Linked DNA regions of Homo sapiens: region 1 is linked to region 2. Evidence: chromatin loops called from intact Hi-C (ENCODE). Cell type or tissue: PC-3. All regions are shown on one strand. Region 1 overlaps TRPM8 (transient receptor potential cation channel subfamily M member 8). Region 2 overlaps TRPM8 (transient receptor potential cation channel subfamily M member 8).

The links. Peaks named below come from ENCODE experiments on the same cell type or tissue, not always from the same donor. Only the 100,000 strongest peaks of a DNase experiment are listed, where the experiment ranks them.
Region 1: a loop joins it to region 2, with 2.7 times the contacts of the local background. A loop is called at or near these places in 1 of 110 quality-filtered maps.

Annotation. Positions count from the first base shown.
Region 1 is chr2:233,918,415-233,922,414 of GRCh38, reverse strand. All of the region lies in intron 1 of TRPM8 (transient receptor potential cation channel subfamily M member 8), which reads right to left. Among named protein-coding and RNA genes, the nearest start is that of TRPM8, 3.0 kb to the right of the region's middle. In PC-3, no CTCF peak of the experiment used is centred here; a DNase peak (open chromatin) is centred at 2,274.
Region 2 is chr2:233,970,919-233,974,918 of GRCh38, reverse strand. All of the region lies in intron 17 of TRPM8 (transient receptor potential cation channel subfamily M member 8), which reads right to left. Among named protein-coding and RNA genes, the nearest start is that of TRPM8, 56 kb to the right of the region's middle. RefSeq lists enhancers at 40-334, 1-570. In PC-3, a CTCF peak has its summit at 1,556 (motif pointing right); DNase peaks (open chromatin) are centred at 138 and 1,818; H3K27ac peaks cover 1,707 bases.

The sequences.
Region 1 (4,000 bases), 53 kb after region 2:
GGTTAAGTGAGGAGCTTATCCAGCCACAGGGGAAGCCTGTTCCAAGGTCCTCAGGGGGCACTAGAAATCATGCCCTAAACTTACCAATGGCCAAAGCAAAGGGATTGTAAAAAGAAAATAAAATTTTAGGACCTTCCAGGTTGATTATGCCAAGGGGAAAAGTGAAGCTCTGAAAACAGAGTCACATAGCACAGCTATTTTTGCACAACCCTTGCTGACTGACTTTTGCAAGGGTTGTGCAAAACCAGATGGAGATGTTCTACCTTAACCGGACTCCCTATCCTTCATTCTAACCTAGACTTAATTGATGTTGGAGACAGAGACCCTTGCGACTGTAACCTCTTTACAATAGACTGTTAAGCAACCCCCTTAGAGTATAAACAGTAGTAGTCAATCAAATCTTACATTTGTACAGTAGCCTTCATACAGAAAATGTGTTTCTGGCCGGGCATGGTGGCTCACGCCTGTAATCCCAGCACTTTGGGAGGCCAAGGCAGGGGGATCACTTGAGGTCAGGAGTTTGAGACCAGCCTGGCCAACATGGCGAAATCCCATCTCTACTAAAAATACAAAAATATTAGCTGGGTGTGGTGGCGGGCACCTGTAATCCCAGGTACTTGGGAGGCTGAGTCACCAGAATCCCTTGAACCTGGGAGGTTGCAGTGATCCGAGATCACGCCCCTGCACTCCAGCCTGGGTGACAGAGTAAGACTCCATCTCAAAAAAAAAAAAAAAAAGAAAAGAAAAGAAAAAGAAAAAAGAAAAAGAAAAAAAAGAAAAGAAAAAAGAAAATGTGTTTCTGTTCGGCACCTCTGGCTTTGCCTGTATAAATGATTCTCCCTTTTCCCCATCCCAGGTGCAGTGATCACCATCCTTTGCTGTCATTCTGCTGTCTGGATGGCGGCCCTCATCTTTGCACTTGAATAAACTCTTTTAATTGGATCCTGAGCCTTTTGATTATTTTAGGTTGACAGGATGAACATAGTCAATTACAAGCTTCAAGGCATCCATAAACTAACTTCAAACCCACATTCCCTGATACAGAGGCCAGGGTGAAAAGAACTCCTACATTTGGGGACAGGTAGGATGAGGAGGATGGGGTGATTGTAAAGGGGCAGAGTGAAGGGGCTTTTCTAGTGATGGAACAGTTCCAAAATTCGGTTGTGGCAGTAGTTATACGAATCTACTGACGTGATAAAATTGCATTAAACTATACACACATGAATGAATGCATGTCCAAGTGGTGAAATCTGGGGCCGGGCGTGGTAGTTCATGCCTGTAATCCGAGCACTTTGGGAGGCCAAGGCGGGTGGATCGCCTGAGGTCAGGAGTTCGAGACCAGCCTGGCCAACATGGTGAAACCCCATCTCTATTAAAAAAATACCAAAAAATTAGCCAGGCATGGTGAAGGGCACCTGTAATCCCAGCTGCTCAGGAGGTTGAGGCAGGAGAATCACTTGAATCCAGGAGGCGGAGGTTGCGGTGAGCCAAGATCACACCATTGCACTCCAGCCTGGGCAACAAGAACTAAACTCCATCTCAAAAAAAAAAAAAAAAAATGGTGAAATCTGATAAAGCCTTTGCATTGTGCCAATGCCAATTCTCTGGTATTAATCTTGTATGATAGTTACATGAGGTGTCACCATTGAGGGGAACTGGGTGAAGAGTACACAGACCCTCTCTATGCTTTTTCCTCTTCCACTTCCTGTGAAGCTATAATTATCTCAAAATAATAAGTTAAAAGAAAAATGCCTATGCCAAAAGCACACTGGGCCACATAGTGGTAAATATCCCTGCACAGCCATGCAAGACTTACAGCACTAAACTTAGCCTGGCTATTTCTTAGAATGTCCTGAATGCAAGTTGAAGCTATGCCATGAAAGTAAAATTCAATGGAATTATCTCCATGGCAGGCCCAAAGGAAGGGACCTTCACAGAGAGATAGCTAAGGATTTGTCCAGTTCTAGGATTTACTTGTTTAACTATGTCAATCTTTGCTTTCATGTTTTTAATCAATAATCTCAATTATTTCTATTCATGGTCTTTACTCTCAAAAATTTCAAATGGGCCTGATGAATTTAATGGAATCTTAATGACCACCATAGAGATAACCTCAGTAAAAATTAAAATCAAGATGGACTCTTGAAATACCGTTCACATTTTTTTCAAAACTTCACGATAGACCTACCATACCTATCAGGAGAGATGGCAGTTACAAACTAAGGACCAACAGTTCCTACAGTTTCTCACACAGGAAACTATACGTCATCCTGCAGGCTGACTCACTGGACTTATTAAAACTCAGAGTGCTGGGCCCCACCTCAAGAGCATGAGACATCTGCAGTGAGCCCCAGATTCTGCATCTCTAGCAAGTTCCCAGGTGCTAATGAGGTGGCCTCAGGACCACCTTCAGAGGACCACTGGCCCACAGATCACACCAAGGACCCCCTTGTCCTTAAAGTGCAATAAAATGTTTCCAGAGCATATAATCAAATCTTTTCAAAACACATGCAGGTAACTGATTGGATGTTCAAGCGGCAATATCATGTTAATTTTGGCTTTGTGTTCTTGTGTAGTCACAACTTGAATGTCTGAACATTACAATTTGTCCTGCTTGCACATGAAACATACATCTCCATCAGACCAGGAACACCATCCAAATGTCAGTAATAAATAACTGTTATGTATTGTGTCATGTCTATTATGTGCCAGGCACTGTACTTGTAATAAAATAATAATCCATATAACACATGGCAAGATGGATCCATGTAAATACTCTTTACATGGATACGTTAAAGAGTATTTACATGGATCCATCTCCCCATGAGTTATATGGATTATTATTTTCTCCTTTAGATGGATGACAAACCAAGGCACAGAGAGGTTAGGTAACTTTCCCAAAGTCACACAGCTAATAAGTAGAGGATGCAGAATTCAAAATCAAGCAGGCTGGCCTGAGACCCAATCTTAAACATTAAGCTAATTTGTGCCACTTTAATACAGCTTTGAGAAGAAATAGATTGTCATCTTAACAACATTAGTACACTGCCAAAATTTAAACAAAGGGTTACAAACCTCATGTTGTTTGCTGAGGGGAGAGGTTGGCCGTGGTACTATTTTTATTATCAATGGTCATGAATAATTTTAAATAGTCTAGAAGTCACTCATGAACAACAGAATATTCATGCATCCTTTGAACTCAATACAAAAAAAATATTAGTGTGCTCTTATTATCCTAATAAAAAAAGGCTTCTGGCATGTTTTATAAGTTGCTTTTTAGCTCACCTATCACCATGGTCAAATCAGTCCTAAAGTGTCATTTTCAATCAGGATTGTCTAGTTCTAAGTCTCTTTCTGATTAAAAAAAAAATGGGGTGGGGGGAGAAACAAGATGTTTTCCTTTGCACACTGAATGAGAGAGGAAAAACTTGTTCATACTCTAAGGAAAATGCTCCAAAGGGCCCCACACCAAACCCCAGCCATCTCCACTCTTTGAGCCATCAATTATTCATGAAAATGGTGAGTATAACACTTGCAGAAGCTTCAAATATAAATGACACCATCCAGAGAGATCTCCTCCACTCTTATTTTGGCAGGGGCATGGCAGGGGTGCATACAAGGGTTACAATACCTGAAAAGGTCACTAGGCATCTGTGCCTCCATGTCTCAGTCACCACCAGGAGAGAGCTGAGATTTATTTTGTTGTAGGCATTATCCTGTTTTTCTAATTGCCTCTATCAGCCAAATTTTTTTCAGTTTGAATAGATGGATGAAAACTAGGAAAATAGCAAAAGCCAGTGGAGGCTCCCGAAGTCATTGACCCCAAGGTATCCTGCTCCAAAAAGTAGAAGTGAGAAACAGGAGGTAGATACAGGCAGCAGGTGATGCTCCAAGATGCTATTTGCTGAGACCCTCTTAGAATAAGAGGAAAAGCAGGGGTCCCTATGCAGCCTGGACCCCTACTGTCTTCACAGGTGCCAAGAATGATATCAGTTCTTAG
Region 2 (4,000 bases):
ACATTTCTCTCCTCTGCCTCTCTCTCTCTCTGTCTCTCTCTCTCTCTCTGCTAATTTGTGCTCATGACTCATTTCCCCACCAGGCTATGAATCCAGTGTCACTTGATTCTACTCAATGGCTACCTTTGAGATGTCAGGCTGGTCGCCTGAGTCATGCAGTGTGCTGCTCCAGTTCCTACAGATGCCGTGCCTCTTCCAGCAAACTCTGCTGCCCCCACAGAGCTCAAGATCCTGCCTATGAGTCACCACCAAGGGTTGGAGGCCTGTGTGACCTCCCAGGTGGTCCAGCTGCCTCTCCAGGAAGCTGTGCCAGAAAAGGCCTGCCAGGAACCAGCGGGCTGCCCTCCAAGGTTAAAAATTTCCACAGACCAGTCAAAACCTTTTGGTGGCCGAGCGCAGTGGCTCACACCTATAATCCCGGCACTTTGGGAGGCCGAGGTGGGTGGATCACAAGGTCAAGAGATTGAGACCATCCTGGCCAACATGGTGAAACCCCGTCTCTACTAAAAATACAAAAATTAGCTGGGCATGGTGGTGCGTGCCTGTAGTCCCAGATACTCAGGAGGCTGAGGCACGAGAATCACTTGAACCTGGGAGGTGGAGGTTGCAGTGAGCCAAGATCACGCCATTGCACTCCAGCCCGGGCAACAGAGCAAGATACAGTCTCAAAAAAAAACAACAAAAAAACTAAAAAACAAAAAAAATTTGGCACTTACCCCACTTGTGGGGCAGACACTGTCCCAGTTGTTCCCAGTCCGTGATAAGACATCAGCCAGTCCCTCAGAGGGAATGAGAGGTAGGGGGTGTTGGGACACTTCCCCCTCCAGTGCTACAAAACCCCCAATCTCACCCTTTCAGCCCCTCCCTCTTGCAAAAGCTAAGCTGGGAATGCTGTCTTTTTGTCCCTGAAATGCCTTTGAAAAGGGTCTTTGTCATGGTCAACTACAAGTGAGAGTGGAGGAAACCACGCCAGGTCGGGAGAAGGGAAAACGCAGGGCCTCACCCAGAGTGAGCTCCCGCACCGTGGCTCCAGGGCTCCTAGCTGGATGAGGGCTGCTTCTCTCACTTCCTCACTCTGGTCTGGGCCCACCCTGTTTTAAATGATGAATCTCCTTCAGTCTTTCTCTGCTTCCCTCAAACAGACTATTCCCATTCCCTCGCTGCTGCTGACACATACATAGCAAGGCACAACACAGAGCTAGGAAGTAGGATGGCAGCTAAGAGAAAGAGACTCGTTTTAGGTGTTACAGGTTAAATTGTGTCTCCAAAGATTCAAACATGGAAGTCCTAGCCCCCAGTACCTTGGCATGTGACATTGTTTGGAAACAGGGGCATTGCAGATATAACTAATTAAGTAAAGAGGAAGTCATGCTGAAGTAGGGTGACCCCTGATCCAGTACGACGAATGTCCCCAGGGAGAGCGGAGATTTGGACACAATCACTCATGCAGGAGTCACCCATGAGGACAGGGATCAGAGGGATGCATCGACAAGCCAAGGAATGGTGAAGCTTGCCAGCTGGCCGCCAAAAGCTAGAGGAGAGGCTAGGACAGAGTCTCCCGCACAGCCTCCAGAGGGAGTCAGCCCTGCTGACAGCTTGATCTCAGACTTCTGGCCTCTAGAACCATAAGGCAATGAACTTCTGTTATTAAAGCCATGAGGTCTATGGTGCTTCATCTTGGCAGCCCTACAGACTAATACCGAGGGCATGGCCTGGGCAGAGCTGTGACTTCCCAGGGCAGTGCATGGGACTCCCATGGGGCTGATCCAAAGTTGGGGAAATTCCCTGCACATAGCAGGGCCCCGTCCTGGGGCAAGAATTGCTGGTAGGTGAAGCCTGATAATCCTGCTGTTCAACACTGACATGAGTCATTTACCTTACGCTTCTGAGAGGTGACAGCGTGCTGGCAGTCCTCACAGCCCTCGCTTGCTCTCGGCACCTCCTCTGCCTGGGCTCCCACTTTGGCGGCACTTGAGGAGCCCTTCAGCCCACCGCTGCACTGTGGGAGCCCCTTTCTGGGCTGGCCAAGGCCAGAGCTGGCACCCTCAGCTTGCAGGGAAGTGTGGAAGGAGTGGCGTGAGCGGGAACCGGGGCTGCGTGTGGAGCTTGCGGGCCAGATGGAGTTCCGGGTGGGCGTGGGCTTGGCGGGCCCCGCACTGGGAGCAGCCGGCCGGCCCTGCCCGCCCGGGCAATGAGAGGTTTAGCACCCGGGCCAGTGGCTGCGGAGAGTGTACTGGGTCCCCCAGCAGTGCCGGCCCACCGGCGCTGCACTCAATTTCTCACCGGGCCGTAGCTGCCTTCCCGTGGGGCAGGGCTCGGGACCTGCAGCCCACCATGCCTGAGCCTCCCACCCCCTCAGTGGGCTCCTGTGCTGCCCGAGCCTCCTCCACGAGCGCCACCCCCTGCTCCATGGCGCCCAGTCCCATCGACCACCCAAGGGCTGAGGAGTGCGGGCGCACAGCGCAGGACTGGCAGGCAGCTCCACCTGCAGCCGCGGTGCGGGATCCACTGGGTGAAGCCAGCTGGGCTCCTGAGTCTGGTGGGGACGTGGAGAAACTTTATGTCTAGCCCAAGGATTGTAAATACACCAATCGTCACTCTGTATCTAGCTCAAGGTTTGTAAACACACCAATCAGCACCCTGTGTCTAGCTCAGGGTTTGTGAATGCACCAGTCGACACTCTGTATCTAGCTGCTCTGGTGGGGCCTTGGAAAACCTTTATGTCTAGCTCAGGGATTGTAAATACACCAATCGTCACTCTGTATCTAGCTCAAGGTTTGTAAACACACCAATCAGCACCCTGTGTCTAGCTCAGGGTTTGTGAATGCACCAATCAACACTCTGTATCTAGCTACTCTGGTGGGGCCTTGGAGAACCTTTGTGTGGACACTCTGTATCTAGTTAATCTAGTGGGGACCTGGAGAACCTTGGTGTCTAGCTCAGGGATTGTAAACGCACCAATCAGCGCCCTGTCAAAACAGACCACTCAGCTCTACCAATCAGCAGGATGTGGGTGGGGCCAGATAAGAGAATAAAAGCAGGCTGCGCGAGCCAGCAGTGGCAACCTGCTGGGGTCCCCTTCCACAGTGTGGAAGCTTTGTTCTTTCGCTCTATGCAATAAATCTTGCTACTGCTCATTCTGGGTCCACACTGCTTTTATGAGCTGTAACACTCACCGCAAAGGTCTGCAGCTTCACTCCTGAGCCAGCGAGACCACGAACCCACCAGAAGGAAGAAACTCCGAACACATCCGAACATCAGAAGGAACAAACTCCAGACGCACCACCTTAAGAGCTGTAACACTCACCGCAAGGGTCCGCGGCTTCATTCTTGAAGTTAGTGAGACCAAGAACCCACCAATTCCAGACACACTTCCTCCACCTCCATCCCAGCTCCATTCCCCATCTGCACCTCAGACCTACTAGGCAAGGAAAGTCAGACACAGGGCACTGGTGTCAGGACTCTTCCCCCAGGTCATACCCATGGCAGACATCACTAATCGATCAAAATGCTCTCCCGCTGAGAACAGACAGACCCTTGGAATCTTTCTCAACCCAGGACGGCTAGAAGTCACTAAAAAAAGTCTGTCAGAGTTGGCATGAAACTTTAAGCCAACTTAGGATTCTTACACGAGTCAGTGACTCTGTAAGGGCAAGAACAGCACTCTTTGCCCCCTCCAGATCTATCATAGCACACGGCATTGTACCTCGGAAACTGTAAGTGCCTAGCACACACTTGCTGAATTGATGTATTTTTGCATTTAGGTTCAGAGGGGACAACAGTGACGACAACAACAGTAGTTGTCAAACAATTTGTAAACTGCTAAGTGTGAAAAGATTTTCTGGGATGACTTTTCATAATGGTTTAGGGATAACACCACTTTCACCATCAATATTTATTTTTTCAACCATTACTAATCAAGTGCCTGCTACACATGAGTCCTGAGCTAGACTTCTGGGTTCAACGGTAGAGAGACGACGCCAAAAAATGAAGGTCCCAA